7 separate regions of the Homo sapiens genome follow, and all the other regions are linked to region 1. The links are chromatin contacts, found by Hi-C or POLR2A ChIA-PET in ENCODE. All regions are on one chromosome and are shown on one strand. Each heading gives the region's core, a stretch centred on a gene start or an enhancer-like site at or near the end of the contact. The rest is flanking DNA. Distances are from core to core; before and after follow the strand shown.

Region 1 (2,610 bases), core at 53-2,552:
CCGAGATCGGTGCCACTGCACTCCAGCCTGGGTGATAGTGCAAGACTCTGTCTCAAAACAAAAAAACAAAAAAAAATTACTTTTATTTTTTAATTTAGAGACTGATTCTTACTTTGTTGTCCAGGCTGGTCTTGAACTCCTGGGCTCAAGCAATCCTCCCGCCTCCGCCCCGCAATGTGCTGGGATTGCAGCCATGAACCACCACACCAGGCCAAGGGCAAGACCTGCTTCTTGGAGAAAGTGACAACACCTTAAGCTCTAAATGGAAAGAACTTTCCACTCATGGGAATGAATGGCACTGCAGGTTTTTCCTGCTTACTGCAGACAAAACCAATTCACTGAAAAGTGCTACTGCAGTATACAGTTGTATTAACCTGAGGCTGGCCTCAGGGAAGAAGGGTTACCACTCAAGTAAGTTTTCCTGAAGGGTCAGCTCAGAGGTTAGGGTATTTCATAGTTTGGTGTGGGCAGGGCACTAGGGAATGGATGCTGCTGATTGGTTGGAGATGCAATCACAGGGGTGTGGACTACACTCCTCAACAGCTGAGTCCGCCTCTTGGGGGAGGAGTGGGACAGAAGAAGCGGTTGGGTCATGGGTCACGAGTCTGGGTGGGGTCAGTTAGTTGCCAGAATGCGAAAGTCTGAAAAATGCCTCAAAAGACCAATCTTAGGTGCTACGATAACGTTATCTACAGGAATAATTGGGGAAGTTACACATCCGATGTCCTCCGAAACAATGGCTGGTTATCGTTTACTACATTTTAGCAGAATTCTCCCCTCATAATCCTAACCTCCCGGTCTTTCATTAGTTTTATAAAGGCAGTTTCAGCCCCCAAACAAGGAGGGGCCCTGTTTAAGGAAGGGACTATGATCATCCTTGCTTAAAAGTTAAACTATAAATTCTCCCATGGTTAGCTTGGTTTATGCCCAGGAATGAGCGAAGACAGCCGGCCTGCGAGGCTAGAAGCAAGATGGAGTGAGCCATGTTAGATTTCTCTCACTGTCTTTGCAAAGGCGGTTTCCAGGAACAGCGTGCAGAATAGGGGGCTATCAGGCTCCTTTTGGTCATTTCTTCCTAGCCGTCCGATTCTGAGCTCTTCCCAACCCTTTTCTTGGCGACTTACCTCCCGCTGTCCTGGCCCACGCTACTTTTCGCGGCTGCGCAAGACCCTACGCAATCCAAAATATTTCATAGCTAAAAGGGTCCCAACTTCCGGAGACCTCCCGGAAGGGGCGGGGCTTATGGTAGCCCATTCGTACGTATCGGCCCGTTTGTCTGAAGGTTGACGGAAGTGCTCTATCTTGTTGCCGGAAGTGGGAAGAGAGAAAGGTTGTGATGGCGGCTATAGCTGCATCCGAGGTGAGTTCCACCCACCGTACACCGGGGGTTTTGTTGGTGAGGGTTCCGGGGAGCGGCCTGGAGAGAGGTGGAGGCGAAGTCTAGTTTCGCTTCAGGGAGGCTCAGACACTGTGGGGTCAAGTCGGCGGTGGAGGCCCTAGGCCCAGCCTGTGGGGACCGGCGGGGACTCGGCCTGGGCAGTCCTGGGAGAAGCTGAGCCGGCTCTGCCTGAAGCCAGTTCTCCTTGTCGCAGGTGCTGGTGGACAGCGCGGAGGAGGGGTCCCTCGCTGCGGCGGCGGAGCTGGCCGCTCAGAAGCGCGAACAGAGACTGCGCAAATTCCGGGAGCTGCACCTGATGCGGGTGAGTAGTCTTGGAGGCCGGCTTAGATCCGTCATCTGGCCAAGCCTGTGCGCTTTTGTAGAGGGGACGAGGAAGCCACACCACTGCGTCTGACAGACCAACAGAGCAGGATCATCTGAGAGGAAAGCTCTGTTCGGTGGTACTCAACCCTGGCAGCACATTGGGATCATTCTGAGAACATTTGAAAATATAACTGTTCACTCCAGCCCCTCTCCCACCCACATCCAATTTAATGTATCTGGGTTAGGTTTGGGAGTCTCCATTACTAACAACCTCCCTGCTCCGTGATTCCAACAAATTCTTCATTTTACCTAGGGAAATATGTAGAGCTAGAGACAGGAAGAAACTTGTCTAGTGTCAGTAAGAGACCTGGTTCACTTTAAAAAATAATAATCTTCTGTCAGAATCTGTTTGAGTGAAAAGAAAATAATCATCTGTTTTTGGGACTTCTGGGGGAAAAGAATAAAAAGAAAATAAAAAAAATGGCAAACTTTTGAAAGTCTACAGTGTGGTAGTTCAGCCAGTTGATAGGGAATCTGATGTTTAAGTGCCCTGGAGGTGCAGAGGAGGAGAGAGGAATGCAGTTTGTGGGTCTCCAGGGGGTGCCTCATGTAGTAGGTGACACCTAAACTACTGTTTGAAAGCCAGACAACTAAAGGAGTTAGAGAAAGAGATATCCAAGCAAAGGGAACAAATTCAAAGAAAGAGAATTTGTATTAGGGATAAGAGTCCAGCAAATAGCTTGCTGCAGTTGGAGCAGAGAAAGAGAAAAGCAGCCCCTGTTTCACCATGGAGTGACCTGACAGCTAGGCCATGGTTTCACAAAATCCCAAAATCACTCTGACTGTTGTAGTGAGACAAAACAAAGAAGACTTTTCAAATTACAAGAATGACCACATATTTCTTTCTT
Region 2 (2,610 bases), core at 34-2,533, 880 kb before region 1:
CCTTTTTCCTAGTCATAAGACAGCTGGAGTAAACAATATCTATTTAGTTCTAGGTCATTTTTGCCAACAAAGATCCTGCATATCAAGGGGCTCTCTGACAGAGTTCTTGGGAATTCAACTTACTGAACGGTTTAAAGGCGAGGGCAAAGGCCCTGCACAGAAATGCTCATGTGTTGAATGGAGAAAGTCTAAAGTGGGCTTCCTCAGCGCCCAAAGAATTTCTAGATTATAACCAACTTCATGAACGAATTCTCATTTGTAGATTGTGACCACGGGCTAGAAAAGTAACCTGAGATTGTACAATATTTATTCTGTACAGCTGGGGAAGCAAAAGGCTACTGACCCTAGAGCCTGAGAAGTTGGGATCCACTGCTTTAAGTCTACAGGATAGATTTAATAAAAAGAAATGACTTCTGAGATTGTGTTCAGTCCCACTTCCTCTAACTGGACACCCACCCTTCAAATCGCTACTGAATTTCCTAGTGTCTAATTTCCTGCCACAGAATCCTCTGCGCCGGCTGCACAGCAGACGAGCTTTCCTGCTCTACGGGGATCGCCAATCACATCCACTCAAGGTGGTTCGTGTCTCTGAAGCAGTGCCATGTCCTCTCCAGCCTGGTACAGTCCCCATGGGGAAGAGCACCTTCCTGAATAGGGAGGAGAGAGGTGTTTATGAAACCCGTGGGATCCCGGATCCAATGATGCATCCGATGCGAACCTAAGTGACTTTCGACCGAAAGTGGCGGGCCCTCGCTCCCGCTGCTCTAACCAGGCGCTGGGACGCGAGCCGGCCAGGCCAGACACCTGCCGGCGCCCGGGAAGGGCCAGTCGCGGCCAGAGGTGTTGCCCGACGCGGCGGCTCAGGCCGCGCTCATTGGCCAAGTGTCAGGCCCTCCCCCTCCTCGGCCGTGCTCAGATGAAGCCCGGAGGGGAGCCTCCTGAGCCCCTTCGCTCTGAGGAGCCAGCCCTGCAGTTGCCTCAACTCCTCGGGGCTGGGGGCTGAGGGCCGGGGGGAGGTGGCCCCGGTATGAGAGGAGGCCGCGACTGGGGTCGGTGGCCTGAGGAGCGCAGGGCCTTCCCCAGGATGACTCCGCTGACACGTCTGTGACAAGCCTCCCAGGGAGGGAGGCACATGCAGGGCCATCGGCTCTGCAGCAAGACCTCTCCGCCACGCCGAAAGGCCAGATTTACCTCAGGGTAGACGCTGCCGCTTCTCCCTCTCATGGGCTCTGCAGGCCGCCATTATCGGGCAGCTCGCGCCTCCGCTGCCGCCGCCTCCAGTCAGCAGCCGGCGCGCGCCCCCGTGGTGCGCGCGGACACACCCCCTTACGCCGACGGCCCCGCCCCCCTCCGGCTTTCCGTAGCGCGAGCCGGGACGTTCCGCGCCACCGACGAGGCGCGCGGCCGGCGCTCCGCTCGCCTCCTCCCTCTCTCGAGGATTTGCAGAGCCGGGAGTCGTCGGAGGTGTGCGCGCTCCGGAGCGCACCACTGGTGCTGCTCCCCGCAGGGGTGGCCGGGCTCGGGAACCGCGAGGCCACGCCACGCCGGGGCTCGGCCACCCTCCAGCCGCAGCGGGCGCTCAGGGCCCGCGGCCCCGGGGACCGTCTGCAGCGGCAGGTCCGGGCCTGGGGCTGCGCGCGCCCGGCCGCGGCCTCCCCTCCCTCTACCCGCCCCCTTCCGACCTACCGAGCTGCGGGCTGGGGTGCGGGGCTCGCTGGGGTGGAACGCCCGGTGCATCTTCCGCGCGGGTCTCGGGTGCCTGCGGGGCGCGGTGCTCTTTGGCGGGCCTGCGGGGAGGTGCGGCCCGACCAAGGAGGCCTGGCGTCCGCCCCGCCGGGAGGGAGACTGCAGCTTTTCTCCGAGTCACTGAGCCATGTTTGCGGGCGGTGCAGTTGCGGAGACGGCGGCGGCGGCGGCGGCGCGGGGCTGGGTGCGATCATCTGGGAGGATGCCGTCCCCTGCCCCGCCGGCGCGGTGGTATCTCCCTTAAAGAGGCCGGCGCCTCATTGTTCCCCGGCTGCGGCCGCAGGGAGCCAGGGCCACCTCCTCGGCGTGGGGAGTGAGGGCGCGGAGGCGCCTGCACCTGGCTGCGGTGCCCACGGCGCCCCCCCGCGAGGCTCCTGGTGGAGGGTTGGTCTGCAGTCGGCGCAGGGGAGAGGCCTTGGTCCGAGCCAGGATCCACCGCGCTCCTGCCGCTCTCGGGGCTGGACAGTCAATGGGGTCCCCGCCGCTGCTGCAGTCGCTCGGCTGCCACACGCTGTTAGTCAGATCCCGCACGCTGTTGGCCCCACAGCCAGCCCGGGGTCACTTAGGACCGCATTCCTCAGTCATCCAGTTGTTAGATCAGTAAGCATCCGCCAGAAAAGTCCATTCCTTCTTACTCGATTTATTCTGCACCCATTACTTCTCAGCAGGGTGATGATTCCTCCTCCCAGCGCTCGCTCTGTAAGGCACGATGTACAAAAAATCCCTGTCGCTGTGCTCAAAGATCAACTCATTTTATTTTCTGTCCTTTATGCCCCTTCTCCCGAGAGTCTGGCACTGGGTTAGGTCTTTATATAAATGATCTTGCTTAATCCTAACCAAACCCCACAAGAGTAGGTTTTATTA
Region 3 (2,610 bases), core at 57-2,556, 800 kb before region 1:
GTACCTCAAGCATCTCACAGCACCACGCCTCCCAAGGGTAACCCACTCTGCCACTCAGCTGTGACTGGCTCTAGGGAGGACCTGAGTCATCCAGGGGCCCGCCGAGGTCAAGCTGGGGGGTGGGGGTGGAAGGCCTTGGAGAGGCCTAAGGGGACAGTATGTTCCTGCCAGTGAGACAGTCACGGGAGTTTCCAGAGCTGCCAGGCCATCAAAGCAGGAAAACACCTGACACCCTGGACCTGGGCTGGACCCACCACCCTCACCCTCTGGAGTCGCACGCGCTCCCAGGCGAGCCCTGAGCCCTGAGCCCCTCCCTCGAGCAGCTGCTGTAAGGGTATTTATAGCCTGGAGCGTGAGGGGGCAAGGACACGCGCTTTATTTCGGAAGTGATAATTCCAGCTCCAGGTGGGTGAACCCCGGAGGACCTAGTGTCCCCCCCCAACTCCATTCTCACCTATACCGCTCGGGACAGTCCCTGCTCGCGCCCAGCCCACCTAGAAACAGTCCCTTCTTGCTGAGTTCCAAGTGTGCAGGCGAAAGAGATGGGGCTGTTCTTCAGATTTCTCTTCCCAGCTTTCAGCCCCCGAGCTGCCCACAGCGCTCACCCTCCACATCCCGGCCGCCCTCTGGACATGCGGGTGAAGAGTGCGGCGCGACGCTGACCTCTAGTGGTCGGCCTTGGTAGTGCAGGGCAGACGGCCGAGGCTGAGCCGCGGGCCGTGCGGGGACAGGCCACTTGTTCCCATCCCGCTTTCCTCGCCCCACTCCTCGTTTACCCGCACCCCTCTGCTCCTTGGTTGAGGCTCAAGGATTGAGCCTGACAACCCAGGCGTCTTTGGGTAGTTGCCTTCCCGGGACTAGGAACCCTAGGAATGGGTGGCGGGGTGGGGCGGGGACAGTTCTGTCTCTCCGCTCACCCTGTCCCGCCGCCGCCCTCATAGGGCCAGGCACGCAGTTAATGTCTGCCATCCATCTATTCGTCAAATATTTGCGGCACACCTGCCTAGCCAGAGAGAAAAGGACACGACACGACCCGCCCCCCGGGGCTCGCAAGCCAGTCCTGGGGCCTGACCGTGCGGGAACCGCGGCAAACACTGGACTGCGAAAGCGCAAAGGAGACCGAACCCATTGGGGGCGGAGGGGGAGGAGGGCCAGGCAAGTCCCTGGAGGAGACAATGCTCTGAAAGACGAGCAGAAGTTAGCTGGGTGGAGAAGCGGAGAGCGGCGCTCCGGTCGCGGGGCTCAGCCTCCGCAGAGGCTCCGCGGCTGAGGGCGAGCAGGAGAAGGTAAGGCCACGCCCCCCTGTTGTGATTGGCCAACCGGGGTCCGACGTGTGGGCCCGCTGGCTGACATGATAGGTTCTCCGGTGTCCCAAGAGCGGAGCCCGCCGGCAGGCGCCGGGCCCCCTGGGAGCTGGGCTGCGACCTCTGCTGGGGTCTCCGCGGGTCGCCCCCCTAGGGCTTCTCCAGGCTGCGGTACTTCTTGCGCTGCACGGACACCGGGTCCTTAAACAGCACCGGGTCCAGACGCAGACGAGAGGACAGCAAGGGCATGTGGCCGAACGCTGCCGCTATCTGGTTGATGCAGTCGGGGGCTGGGGCAGGCGGCTTTGGCCTGGGCCCCGGGCCCCCAGGCGCCTAAGAGGGAAAGAAGCAATGCATTAACGGGCTTCTCTGCCCTTCCGAACTCCCCACGCCCGTGCAGCAAGAAAGACTGGAATTAGACAGTGAGAGGGAATCCTCTCCGGCATCCCCGCCCAATCCCTGCCAGTTCCGACCAATCCCCCTCAGCCCTCACCAGTGGAGCAGCCTCCTGGCGCTGCTTGCCATAGGGCACCTTGATAGGGGGCAGCTTGGTGACTGCTGCTACTATGAAATTCATCAGGACGTCCACACAGGTGGGTGCCTCATCTGCCAGGGTCCTCAGAGCCTTGGGCAGGGAGTGGGTGAAGAGAGTGTGGTAATACCTGGGCAAGAGGAAAAGACAGGGAGAGGCTGCAGCCAAATCCATCCCCAGGCCCCATTCTCCTCCCTCCTGACCTCACCTCTCCCTTTGACCCCCATCCCCAAGCCTCTGAGCCCTGGCTGCCTCAGAGAGCTCCCATCCCTGGCGTGAACAGCTCTCCATTGTGCTGTGCCCCGTGGCTTATCTGCAGTTAGTGGTGTGTTCCCTGCCCTCTCCCTCACAGCTCCTTGGGCCCCCCATCCTTGGGCTCTGAGCGCTGAACTCAGAGCCAGAATTAGATGGGTTTGGATCAGCTGGTTTCAAAGCCATCAAACATGGAAGCCCAAAGAACAGTTGTGGATGAACCAGGCTGATACCGCTCCGGGTGAGCTCACTTCACACGGCCCTCAGACAGGCCAGCCTCATCTCGCAGACATTAGGTAATTCTTCACTCTACTGAGAATTCCCTGCAGAGCTCCTGAGTAATCTATAAGAGGTTCCACGTTATGCATATTTGATTTAAACATGTTTAAGGAACCCCTCTAAAGAGGTCTTACAGAATTCAGTCTCTGCCCTAAGACCGGAGCACTTCAGGCAGCTTCTGGAAGGTCTGGGATGTTCCCCAACTCATAACATCCACATTCATAAAGCATCAGGACTATTTTC
Region 4 (2,610 bases), core at 61-2,560, 730 kb after region 1:
TTTTGCACGGAAGCTAGAAGAATCAACCTGGAACAGATCACTCCTGCCCTACCTGTCCAGGCGGCGGACAGAAGCAGACAGACAAGTTTCAAGAAGTTAGGGAGTCACTAATGCGATGGTGATCCACGCACCGTGGGGGAAGCGGGGCAAGGGAGAAAGACAGGGGGCTTCCACCTTCCAGGCGCCCCTACACCGCTCCTGCCTTCACAGGCAGGCTGGGCCTGTCGGCTTTTCAAAAGGTCAAACACACTTGGTGGGAGAAAATCGTTGGTGGAGAAGACAAAACATTTTTGTTTTGTTTTCCGGGACACCACCCTCGAGGCTGCCAGACTAGACCCCGCGCGCGAGAAGGGTGCGGCGGGAGGCGAGGTCGCGGGAGGCGAGGTCGCGCGCGGTAGCATCTCCCGGTCCCGCGGCTCGGAGTGCCCACCCCTCCCGGACTTCTCGGGGCGGCTTTTTTTTTTTTTTTTTTTTTTTTAACTTTTCATGCACCACCCCCCCCACCCGCCCCGCCCCGCCCCGCCCCGCGCTGGGTGCAAACCTGCTGGAGAGGCCGGGCGCCGTGGGGCCTCACCTGCACGCCCCGCCGCCGCAGGACGGGAGCCGGGAGGGCAGCGGACGGGCCCGGGCTGCCCGACGGGGCTGCGGGGAGCCGGACGGCGCGAGCTGCGGGGCCTCTGGGAGCCTGGTGGGCGGCGGGCGGGGCCGAAGGCAGAGCCGGGAGCCGCCTGCAGCAGCAGCCTCGCCGCCACGCCCTCGACGCCGGCGAGAGCGGCCCCCTGGGCTGGGACTAGGGCGGTGTCCCGGCTGAGCTAGGCTGCCGGCGCCGCGCGCCCGCCTCGTCCCCTCCTGTTCTGGCAGGGCGCGCGCACGGCGGCGCAGGCGCCAGAGCCCAGGACAAGGCGGGGACCCGGGCGGGGACCGGGGCGGGGGCGCGCGGGGGCCGGGGTGGGGGTGTCTCGCCGCGCGCGCCCTCCTCCCGCTCCTCCGGGTTCCTGGTCCCCAGCCTGTGGGGGGCTTGGGCTGTAGCGCTGGGGCGGGGGCTTTAGATCACCCCGAAAACAGGACCTCTGGCGACCTTCTCGTTTTCCACCGGGAGCGGAGAGAGCCGATCTCCTTTTCCTGCTAGCCCCGTAGGACAGTCCCCGGAGCAGCTCATAGGAATATGACGAACGTTTACTCAGGGCTGGTTACTATGTACACTGCGCCCCGCGCGCGGCGAGTTTACCTCGGTTCACCTCCCGGCAACCGGCGGCCCGGATATTATCAGATGCTGTGGGCTTCCCGGCGCCTCATTGCCCGAGGAGAGGCGGCCGCAGGTAGCTGAGCTGGAGCTAGCACAAGGTGTGGGACGGCACAGGCTGGGTCCCGCCCTGGCGGGTACAACCCTCTTCCCCTTACCCACTCCTTCCCCTCCCCTCCCATCCCCTCCCCTCCTCTCCTCCCCACTCGTGCTCTTCTCCCTCCTCCCGCTCTCCCTCCTCCTCTTACTCCTCTTCACCCTATGCCCTATCTACCGTTGTCATACAATCCACATGTTTAATGCTTTCTTTTTCGTGTAAAAACCCTTCCACGCAGTCTTGCTTGTCTCCGACGCCTTAGGAGACCATGGGACATGATTACAACTATTACGCAAAGGGAAGAGCCGGGGTCTAAGCTGTTGAGCGAGTTTCAGTGATAGGACCGAGGCTTACATTGGCAGGTATTATTACCACCAATAACAACTATGATGACAAAGCTCCTGAGCCCAACTTGGAAGGCAGCTGGTGTCTCTTCCCTTAGCCGGCAGAGAAGGAAGCAGGGTCACACAGCAGGGAAAATAACTGGGCTCATCTCCCACCTACAAGGACGCGCAGTCACGCAGTGGTGCGCACCCGTAGTCCCAGCTAACTCAGGAGGCAGAGGTGGGAGGATCGGTTGAGGCCAGGAGTCTGAGACCAGCCTGGACAGCATAGCAAGACTCCGTCTCAAAAAAAAAAAAAAAAAGGAATGTGCAGTTAGAAGAAAATCAGCTCTCATTACCCACTCAAGACCTTTCAGAGGCAAAGTGAGGCACAGTGAAGCTTAACATCAAAGGCACTCAGCGCCTGCATCATGGGGCAGGAAGATGGACTAAAATGTGTACAGCACATCTAATCCCTGTTAGATGTAAACTAAGAAATCAGGGTTGGATTATGACCCCAAGGGCTCCCCAGCAGTTGAGCCCAGCATAGTCACCGAGGTATGTCCAGCAGATCGCCCCTCCTACTTCCTGCTTGCTGCTTCTGTGGTTCCTGCTGCCTCCAACCGTGCTGCTCCTGCTCCCCATCTTGTCTTAAACTAAGTTCTTCACTTTCATTCGTTTAACTAATATTGATGGCAAGCTGCTTCTTTTGTCAAGGTCACTCTAAGGACTATAGTAATTATTTTTTCTCTAAATTCCTCTAACACAGCAACTTTTGCAAAAATTGAGGGTTGTTTTTTTTTTTTTTTTTGGTGTTTTTTTGTTTGTTTTGAGATGGGTCTGCTCTGTTGCCTAGGTTGGAGTGCAGTGGCACAATCATAGCCTCAACCATCCAGGCTCAAGTGATCCTCCCATCTCAGCCTCCTGAGTAGTTGGGACTACAGGCA
Region 5 (2,610 bases), core at 30-2,529, 700 kb after region 1:
TTCTAAAGAAAACATGGCTACTATACTATCAATCAGGGTTAAATCTTTTTTTTTTGAGACGGAGTTTCGCTCTTGTTGCCGAGGCTGGAGTGCGATGGCGTGATCTCGGCTCACCGCAACCTCCGTCTCCCGGTTCAGGAAATTCTCCTGCCTCAGCCTCCCAAGTAGCTGGGATTACAGGCATGTGCCACCATGCCAGGCTAATTTTGTATTTTTTAAGTAGAGACAGGATTTCACCATGTTGGTCAGGCTGGTCTTGAACTCCTGACCTCAGGTGGATCCACCCACCTTGGCCTCCCAAAGTGCTGGGATTATGGTGTGAGCCACCACACCTGGTCCTATCAGGGTTAAATCCAAGTAATAACTCAATTTCAAAAAAATTGCAGAAAAGCCTATTAAAAGAAAAAAAAAACCATGAGACTTATCTCTTGTAAATTTGTTACATGAACTAGATATTAAACAGCCAAAAAAGGACAGCGATGATAGTATCTGTTAAGATCCTGGTTCATTTCACAATATGAAAAAGTTGATGGGTACTTAGTAGCTTTTTTAAAAAAATTCATTTTATTATATTATACTAGAAAAATGAAAATATTAATACTTTCCATTCAGAAAAGCTTAAATGACTCGTCTCTAATTTTGGTTTAAAGTTTTCTTCAATTTATTCAAGGCTCTCAAAAAAAAAATAGAAAAGCACTGTAATTTGCACTGCTTGACTGTAAAATGTTTTATGTGTTAGGAATAGAATATTCTTTAATGGGCAGGCAGAGAATGAAAGCCAAGCCAAATAACAAAATCTCATGGGTTTTGATCACTTAGAAAATTACAGTGAATCAATATTACCTAAAAGGAAATTCAAAAAATTCCCAATTGTTGATAATACATGTCTCCTGGCATACAGGGTCCATCTTGCAGTAAAAAATGGGCACAATGCTGAGTTCAGAACTGCAGAGTAAATTTATTGGGTGGTTGTCGGTTAAAATGACAAATGATGATCTGAATTCAATACATTAAATTGCTGATAGAATTGCAAATTTCAACTGAATTTACATTGAGGCCTAGCAGTGGTAGTTGGCTACAACTGGAACAGTTTATCACCTCAGGGTATTTGAGGGCAAGGAAGATACAGAAAAAAAAAAAATTAGGGGTATGCAACACAGTTTAAGTGCTCAGAAATAAATTTTACCACAGTGAGAACGAAACCACAATGACATGTTACTAACACTGTGCAGACGTCATGGTTGAATGCCTGCGTTCTGTTCCTTCCTGGTGGCAGCCGCCTTGGTTCATTAGTTCTCATGTTTGCAGCTCCTTCACATGCCCCGGAGCTTCCCAAGTGTGCCACTCAAAGGAAACAGCACAGTGAGTGGAGGCCAGCAGACCCACCCGGCCCAAAACAGAGCCTTCTCAGTTATGAGACTTTTCTACAGAAGGGACTTCAAAGTCTAAACAGACCAGAGAGAGTTAAAAAGATCCTGCTGCTTCTTAGGGAAGTTCAAAGGTACATTCTGACACCTAAGTGGGAAACAATTCTGTTTTAGGAAAAGTGCCAACTGCAATCCGGGTACAAAATTTCAACAAAAAGAAAAGTAAAACTGAATGATCTCCCCCTCATTCCCTAATTCATAGAAAAATAGTAGGTGTGACTTTTGTTTCAAAGCAAGCTGAAAAATGGTTAAATGGACAATTTACAAATGGTCTTCAGAAAACCTTATCATTACCTTTTCTAGTTGAAAGTCCATGAATGACATACATAAACGTACACATCATAGCCAAAAAACTCAAGAACTAGTGGTTAACAAGATACTGGAAAAGGTGAAGGATAAAAACTGGTGAATGAAGGTAGCTGGGTGGTCTACAGGCTAGAACACGGTCACGAACGGCAGAATGCAGTAGCCACCTGCGATCCTAATCATTCAAGCTTACTGGTGATACGTCCCACTTCTAAAGTGGCCGTCCTTCCTGGGCAGCCATGTCTGGAGGGCGCCACATCAGGAATGAGGGCCTGTGCATTGCTTTGTCCCAAATTCCAGATAAGAGCAACATGTGGGTGGATCTGTGTCGTAAGACTCATCCTCAAAGTGGATTTGGCATTTCTTCCCCAAAGCTAATTGAACAAATACTTGAGAACCATGATTTCTATGAATTATTCTGTATTTCTGGTTTCTTTTCCTGCAAAAAATTTCATGTATACTGAGTAACAACCTTTGATCGATTTATTAATTAGAAGCTATTTATACCAGTAGAAAAATACCCACAAACAATTAAAATTATAAGACTATTTTTAAATTCATAAAAATGGTACTGTACTGGGTGTGACTACATTTCCAGTTTTTGGTGTCTCATGTGATACAGAATCAGGAGGACTTACATGGCTGGAGGGGAGGGGAGCTGTTTTCCTAATTTGTTACTATTTAAAAATGGTTAAGGGTGGCCACATCTTGGGGGCTTCTCCTTTAATGTAAAGTCCCTTTTGGAATATCACTTAAAATCTGGGACAGGTCAAATCAGCTGCTACTCTACACGACCGTGTCTGCAGTACAGGCGTGGTGAGAAGACCTATACCTCACTCGGCAGAGTCTCACCTATGCTGTTCGCAGCAACGCATCG
Region 6 (2,610 bases), core at 73-2,572, 670 kb before region 1:
ATTGTCTTGGGCACCCCTTAGTTGTATTTTATCTCTGGCACATCCCTGGTGACTAACTAGGCATGAGAGTCTTTCTAAATTAGGACTGTTGTTTCAGGAAGGTTGGTCACATTTGTTTCTTGATTTGGGGAGATGCAGCTCATTAATAAAATAAAGATATCTCTTCTGCTTAGTCAAGATCTCAAAGCAGGTGTCTTGGTGTATTGACCACCAACCGAGGACACGGTCTTGGTCAGAGAATGGGAGGAGGCGGGGACCATGTTCATTTCATTTATTTTTTTCCCCTTTTTGTGAGAGAAAGGGCCAGTTATTCTAAGGCACGGTCAGACCAATTTCCTTTGTGCCTTTGCTGAGGTTCTGAGCTATCCAGGTCAGGGAGAACAGTGACCTTGTGGCTCCTTTTTCGATTTTTAAAAAGAACCCAGTGCTGCTCTGGGGAGCACGTGCTCTGAGAACAAAAGCAACACTTAACTGCAATCTGTGTAGTCTAGAACGGCTATTGCTCTTCCTCCCCTATCATCCGCAGAAGGCTTGGAAGAACAGATGGAGTCTGCATTTAAGCTGAGTGGCTTTGTTAGACCAAAGGCGATCAAATTCCAGAGCCCCACGCTTTCCCGCACAGGTCCCTGGTCACCGGCTCGGGAACCTGAGGATGCTGGCAAGAACGCACACAGTGAGGGAAGGGCCACGCCCGCGACCTGTGGGCTGAGTGGATTAGAAATTACGATGATGTCACAATATGGGTGACACGCCGGTGTCGGTGTAGGGTGCCGGGGGCAGGGGGCCCTGCAGGGGCGTGGAGTGGCATTGTGCTGTCACAGGGGCTCGGGCGTCTTAGGCACCCATGTGGGTGGCGCACTAGAAGGGGCACTGCTCTGTCCGAGTGCTGCCCTTGGGGCGAGGCGGGCATGTGGCTCTACAAGGTGGAGTCCAGGCGGCCAAAGTTTGGAAAGGTAGGGAAGGACCCCCCCGCCCTCCGCCTGCTCCGCCCTGCCCTTGTTCTCGAGAATGGGGAGCTGGTTCGGACCTAGTCCGGGGTCCACTGCCACGCCCTCTTCCACGGCGAGACCACCCCCCTAGTCCCAGGCCCACACCTGGGGATGCTCCCCAGGCGCCCTGCAACCCCCGGCATTGTCCTCCTGCCCTCCGGGACAGGACTACACTTCCCGAGGTGCTTCGGGGTCCCGGGGGGCGGCGCTCCACGCGGGTTGTGGGGGGCGGGGGCGGCACGTGCCGCCGCTCTCGGCCAATGCGGAGCCCCGCGCGGAGGTCACGTGCCTCTGTTTGGCGCTTTTGTGCGCGCCCGGGTCTGTTGGTGCTCAGAGTGTGGTCAGGCGGCTCGGACTGAGCAGGTGGGTGCGGGGCTCGGAGGAGGCGGCGGCTGGCTGAGGCCAGCAAGAGGGACGCGGTCGGCGGGAGGGGCTGGGCCGTGGCAGCGACCCCCTGCTGCAGGGCGGCGGGCGGGGCTGCGGGCCTCGGAGGGGTTGGTGGGCGGGGGTCGCTCCGCTTTGTGTGTGGCTCGGGCGGAGCCTCGCCTTTGTCCCCGCTCTCCGGGGGCGCGGCTGTTCGTGGGCAGGGGGCTGGGCGATCACCGGGCGTCCGCTCCGGGGTGCCGTCGAGGAGACAATAGGGGGCGTGGGCCCTCGTTTACCTCCCTCCCTCCCTCCCTTCCCTGCGGGCCCCGCCGGGTTCCCCATTGTCTGAAGGGACGGGGCGGTGCCCCAGGGACCAGCGGCTTTAGGACCAAACTGCGGGCAGCCAGGGCCGCGACCCTCCCTGCGACCGTCCCCTGGCGACCGCAGCTGGTGATTGAGGGGCGGCGCTCCCGGGCCCCACGAGGGTTCTTCTGTCTTCGCGGCCGGACGCGCGGACAGCGTGGGTGGCGGCAGGTTGGGCATGGGGACGGCGGGAGGCGGTGGCGAGCTCACCGCGGGACCACCCGGGGGCCTGTTCCCGGGGCCTGCCCCACCCGCTGAACTGTGAAGGGGGTGGTGGCGGCGGCCTGGAGGTGTTTTTGGCGGGAGTTGGGGGGGGCGTCCGCGCAGGGGGAGTCAGGCAGGGGCGGAGTTACCCGGATTGGACCGTTAGCCCCGCCCACCCCTCCCCTTCCCACGCGCGCGGGCTCCGGGGTGTTGAGTTCGGGGAGATTCGAAAAGGCGCGGGGAGGAAGGGGGCGGGGCCAGGGGCCGGAGCGCAAGGCGTGCTCTGATTGGCCGGGGGCGACCGGTCCTCTTTTCCTCGCCCGGACCAGGGCCACGCCCATCCTGGGTCCGGTGCTGCGTCTAATTCTCTGCTTTTCTTAAATCTTGTCGCTGCCTCTGATTTTAATTCCTAGCTTTTGGGAACCTGTCATCCTACGTTTTTGGTACTAGCTGGCGTCTACAAAAGTCATAATGTTAAAAAGATCAACAAGAGATACAGCATTTTTCATGACATAACGGCAGCAAATATAAGTCAAAATCTAGAGGTTCATAAACATTTTGCTTGCTGTTGGGCAAGGAAGCTTAAACCTGAGGGACAATAGGAGTTCAACATTATTGGTTACTATTAGCTTGGGCGTTTTCTTATCCACCACGTCAGACACAGACAAAGCAGGGGTGGGTATTTCAT
Region 7 (2,610 bases), core at 44-2,543, 630 kb before region 1:
TCTACTAAAAATACAAAAATTAGCCAGGCGTGGTGGCACACACCTGTAGTCCCAGCTACTTGGGAGGCTGAGGTGGCAGGATCGCTTGAGCCCAAGAGGTTGAGGCTGCAGTGAGCTGAGACTGTGCCACTGTACCCGAGCCTGGGTGACAAAGCGAGATGGCTCTGTCCACCATGAAGACAGGCTCTGGCTGCAGAGATGGTTGAGGTTCCTGGCTGACCTGCTGCAGACTGGGCAAGAGGTGGCTGAGCTTCTATCCTCCCTCCACCAAAAAAAAAAAATTACAAAATTTTTGGCCGGGCGCGGTGGCTCATGCCTGTAATCCCAGCACTTTGGGAGGCTGAGGCAGGCGTATCACGAGGTCAGGAGTTCGAGACCAGCCTGGCCAATGGTGAAACCCCGTCTCTACTAAAAATACAAAAATTAGCTGGGTGTGGTGGCGTGCGCCTGTACTTCCAGCTACTAGGGAGGCTGAGACAGAAGAACCGCTTGAACCCAGGAGGCGGGGCTGCAGTGAGCCGAGATAGCGCCACTGCACTCCAGCCTGGGCGACAGTGAGACTCCGTCTCAAAAAAAAATTTTTTTTACATATACAATATGTAAACATTACGTATAATGTACATATATTCCATCTATGGAGATTGTGGTTAGGGACGGAAGGATGGGTGGGGGTGCCAACATTTTTGCATTTCCAAGGGGTTTTCTGAATTCACAAAGTACTTTCACAACCTCATTTGATCCTCTTTAAAATCCAAGGCACAGTAAACGGTGAAAGCAGGACTGAAATCTAGTTCCTGACCCCAAATTTTAACCTCTTCAAAATCCTCTCCCATGTGGCTTCGTAGTTACGCTTACATTAAAAAAAAAAAATTACCAAAGTTGTTCGCACACTCGAGTGTCTGGTAACCACTTAGGTCGAGGACCCCTGGTCTGGAGTCGACGGGCCTGATCTCGGCTCAGCCACTTCCTTCTGGGGGTGATCGCGAAGATTCAGCGATGACACGAACAAATTCCTAAGCCCGGGAAATACTGTAAGAAATTTTCAATACAGCAAAAAGAAAATGTACATTTCTGAGGCTGTCGAGAACCGTTCACACAGCAGCTTCCGAATCCGCTCTTGAAAGAGCGGATCAGAAAGAACACGCACTCCTCCGCGCAGGGAAATATGCCGCACGCACTCAAGGGACCGGCCGCGAAAGTTAGTGCGTGGGCGGGGCACAGCGAAGGGGGCCAGGGCCTTGCCGGGGCGGGGCTGGCGCCCGGGGCGGTCGCGACGTAGCCCCGCCCCCAGCGTTGGCGCGAGATCCGAACGTCGGCGGCCGCGGTTCTGGCGTTCCCTGAGGCGCCGGGAGCCTGCGCCGGCGTCCTGCCGGCTTCGTCTCCTCAGCGGCCATGAGGCGGACAGGCCCCGAGGAGGAGGCCTGCGGCGTGTGGCTGGACGCGGCGGCGCTGAAGAGGCGGAAAGTGCAGGTGGGACGCTGGGGGATGAGAGGGCGTTGGGAACCAGGTAGGGCCTGGAGGCGTAAGACGGGAGGAGTTTGGGGGACACCTGGAGATGATGAAAGCGAAGTCGGGGACAGAGAAGGGAACAGCGTTGGGGATTCACAGGCGAGAGGGATTGTGGTCTGAAGAAGGTTGAAAAACGGGGCTTGGGGAGGATGGGAGGGACGGAAGGAAAGAGCGTGCTGTTGGGGGGTCTGGAGGAGCGGTGCGCAGGGAGGGGCGGCGAAGGTTCAGGTGTGGGAGAGGCGGAGGGAAAGTTCGCTCGGAGCAGTTGAACTGACCAGGCTCCCTAGGAGGCCACAGTCCCTGCGAGACGTCCTAGTAGAGGCTGGAGCATTGGGAGATGGATGCGAATGCAAATTGGGGAAATTCTCACCCCGGGGTCTGTTTCCACCCAATTTGCCAAGTTGCAGGCCAACTACCTGCCCAGAACCGGTAACTTTGAGGGGAAAAGTAGAAGCTATGGGAAGGGGAGCTGGCCTCCTATGTACTGAGCAGTCACTGGGTGCCGGATACTGCATTAGATACTGAATATGCGTTATATGTGTCGTCATTCTTGCTGGGAATGAGGAAACTGAGGTTCAGTAACTAACCTAGGCCCGCCTAACTAGAAGGAGCTGGAAATCACATTCAGGTCTGTCACCTAGGCAAGATGCTCTTCAGTCACTGTAAAGAAACAAAAGTGCGACATAATAATCATTCATGTTTATTGAGCATTTTATGCTGGTGCTAAGTGTTTTAGGTATGTTACCTTGTTTGGTACAATTCTATATGGTAGATAGTGTAATGATACCCATTTTACATACGGAAAACAGGCTCAAAACAGACACTAGGGGCAAGATTCTTGCTCTCAGGTTGCTCACAGTCTTATAGGGAAGAAAAGAGGTGTATAAATAATAACAACAATACCTAACCTTTATTGAGTGCTTTCTATGTGTCAGGCATTTTGCCGAGACTTTATACACTTTATCAATGGCAGGTACTCACCAAAATTCAGTAAAGTAGATTTTGTCATTATCCTGGTTTTATAGATAAGAAATTTGATCATTTTATTATTATTATTTATTATTATTATTTTTTGAGATGGAGTCTTGCTCTGTCGCCCAG

Evidence for each region. Hi-C counts contacts between places; a loop is a spot of excess contacts on that map. ChIA-PET counts read pairs that join two places held with the same protein, here RNA polymerase II (POLR2A). Pooled maps may share reads with other maps.
Region 2: a loop to region 1 is called in a pooled map, with 10 times the contacts of the local background. The contact joins the promoter of PDIK1L here to the promoter of SYF2 in region 1. A Hi-C loop is called at or near these places in 4 of 168 maps with a recorded cell type or tissue (CD4-positive, alpha-beta T cell, CD4-positive, alpha-beta memory T cell, CD8-positive, alpha-beta T cell and 1 more), 3 of 37 single-sample maps with no recorded cell type and 14 of 50 pooled maps.
Region 3: a pooled map shows a loop between it and region 1 (9-fold over the local background). The contact joins the enhancer-like site here to the promoter of SYF2 in region 1. A Hi-C loop is called at or near these places in 4 of 50 pooled maps. POLR2A ChIA-PET finds 5 or more read pairs at or near these places in 2 of 52 experiments (BJ and activated T-cell).
Region 4: a pooled map shows a loop between it and region 1 (10-fold over the local background). The contact joins the promoter of RCAN3AS here to the promoter of SYF2 in region 1. A Hi-C loop is called at or near these places in 1 of 168 maps with a recorded cell type or tissue (naive thymus-derived CD4-positive, alpha-beta T cell) and 7 of 50 pooled maps. POLR2A ChIA-PET finds 5 or more read pairs at or near these places in 5 of 52 experiments (CD4-positive, alpha-beta T cell, activated B cell, activated T-cell and 2 more).
Region 5: a map of CD8-positive, alpha-beta T cell shows a loop between it and region 1 (6-fold over the local background). The contact joins the enhancer-like site here to the promoter of SYF2 in region 1. A Hi-C loop is called at or near these places in 1 of 168 maps with a recorded cell type or tissue (CD8-positive, alpha-beta T cell) and 4 of 50 pooled maps. POLR2A ChIA-PET finds 5 or more read pairs at or near these places in 1 of 52 experiments (AG04450).
Region 6: a loop to region 1 is called in a map of ascending aorta, with 3 times the contacts of the local background. The contact joins the promoter of STMN1 here to the promoter of SYF2 in region 1. A Hi-C loop is called at or near these places in 1 of 168 maps with a recorded cell type or tissue (ascending aorta), 5 of 37 single-sample maps with no recorded cell type and 14 of 50 pooled maps. POLR2A ChIA-PET finds 5 or more read pairs at or near these places in 5 of 52 experiments (AG04450, CD4-positive, alpha-beta T cell, MCF 10A and 2 more).
Region 7: a loop to region 1 is called in a pooled map, with 7 times the contacts of the local background. The contact joins the promoter of AUNIP here to the promoter of SYF2 in region 1. A Hi-C loop is called at or near these places in 8 of 50 pooled maps. POLR2A ChIA-PET finds 5 or more read pairs at or near these places in 4 of 52 experiments (CD4-positive, alpha-beta T cell, GM12878, activated CD8-positive, alpha-beta memory T cell and 1 more).

The regions. Positions count from the first base shown.
Region 1 is chr1:25,231,194-25,233,803 of GRCh38, reverse strand. It overlaps SYF2 (SYF2 pre-mRNA splicing factor), which reads left to right and starts at 1,302. Exons shown (of 7, transcript NM_015484.5): 1 at 1,302-1,360; 2 at 1,593-1,700. The coding sequence starts at 1,337. LOC124903881 (a long non-coding RNA gene) reads right to left here and starts at 1,215. Exons shown (of 2, transcript XR_007065555.1): 1 at 1,125-1,215. RefSeq lists enhancers at 845-1,094, 279-1,192, 1,335-1,484.
Region 2 is chr1:26,110,497-26,113,106 of GRCh38, reverse strand. It overlaps PDIK1L (PDLIM1 interacting kinase 1 like), which reads right to left and starts at 1,283. Exons shown (of 3, transcript NM_152835.5): 1 at 1,192-1,283. RefSeq lists enhancers at 520-629, 1,010-1,239 and silencers at 1,290-1,929, 1,990-2,269.
Region 3 is chr1:26,034,192-26,036,801 of GRCh38, reverse strand. EXTL1 (exostosin like glycosyltransferase 1) reads right to left here. Exons shown (of 11, transcript NM_004455.3): 10 at 1,798-1,966; 11 at 338-1,637. The coding sequence ends at 1,455. Among named protein-coding and RNA genes, the nearest start is that of SLC30A2, 11 kb to the left of the region's middle. RefSeq lists enhancers at 489-588, 869-1,008, 1,019-1,108, 1,119-1,188, 1,687-2,417 and silencers at 1,221-1,384, 1,329-1,628. Within about 2 kb of position 1,306, at least 29 of the 41 ENCODE cell types and tissues checked have a DNase peak (open chromatin) inside an H3K27ac peak, as active enhancers do.
Region 4 is chr1:24,501,082-24,503,691 of GRCh38, reverse strand. It overlaps RCAN3AS (RCAN3 antisense RNA), which reads left to right and starts at 1,310. Exons shown (of 2, transcript NR_144360.1): 1 at 1,310-1,344. RCAN3 (RCAN family member 3) reads right to left here and starts at 856. Exons shown (of 5, transcript NM_013441.4): 1 at 542-856. RefSeq lists silencers at 514-1,013, 1,295-1,467 and an enhancer at 2,071-2,170.
Region 5 is chr1:24,535,345-24,537,954 of GRCh38, reverse strand. It overlaps RCAN3 (RCAN family member 3), which reads right to left. Exons shown (of 5, transcript NM_013441.4): 5 at 1-2,610. Among named protein-coding and RNA genes, the nearest start is that of NCMAP-DT, 19 kb to the left of the region's middle. RefSeq lists enhancers at 1,407-1,496, 1,323-1,972, 1,973-2,610, 2,599-2,610. Within about 2 kb of position 1,279, at least 14 of the 41 ENCODE cell types and tissues checked have a DNase peak (open chromatin) inside an H3K27ac peak, as active enhancers do; they include CD8-positive, alpha-beta T cell, where a contact is called at or near this core.
Region 6 is chr1:25,905,131-25,907,740 of GRCh38, reverse strand. STMN1 (stathmin 1) reads left to right here and starts at 1,322. Exons shown (of 5, transcript NM_005563.4): 1 at 1,322-1,352. It overlaps MIR3917 (microRNA 3917), which reads left to right and starts at 1,287; the gene lies at 1,287-1,379. LOC105376885 (a long non-coding RNA gene) reads right to left here and starts at 1,191. Exons shown (of 2, transcript XR_947102.1): 1 at 1,095-1,191; 2 at 1-705. RefSeq lists silencers at 1,080-1,389, 1,410-1,499, 1,890-2,309, 2,089-2,383.
Region 7 is chr1:25,858,140-25,860,749 of GRCh38, reverse strand. AUNIP (aurora kinase A and ninein interacting protein) reads left to right here and starts at 1,293. Exons shown (of 3, transcript NM_024037.3): 1 at 1,293-1,470. The coding sequence starts at 1,393. RefSeq lists silencers at 476-535, 1,136-1,395 and enhancers at 387-1,012, 886-1,115, 1,013-1,638.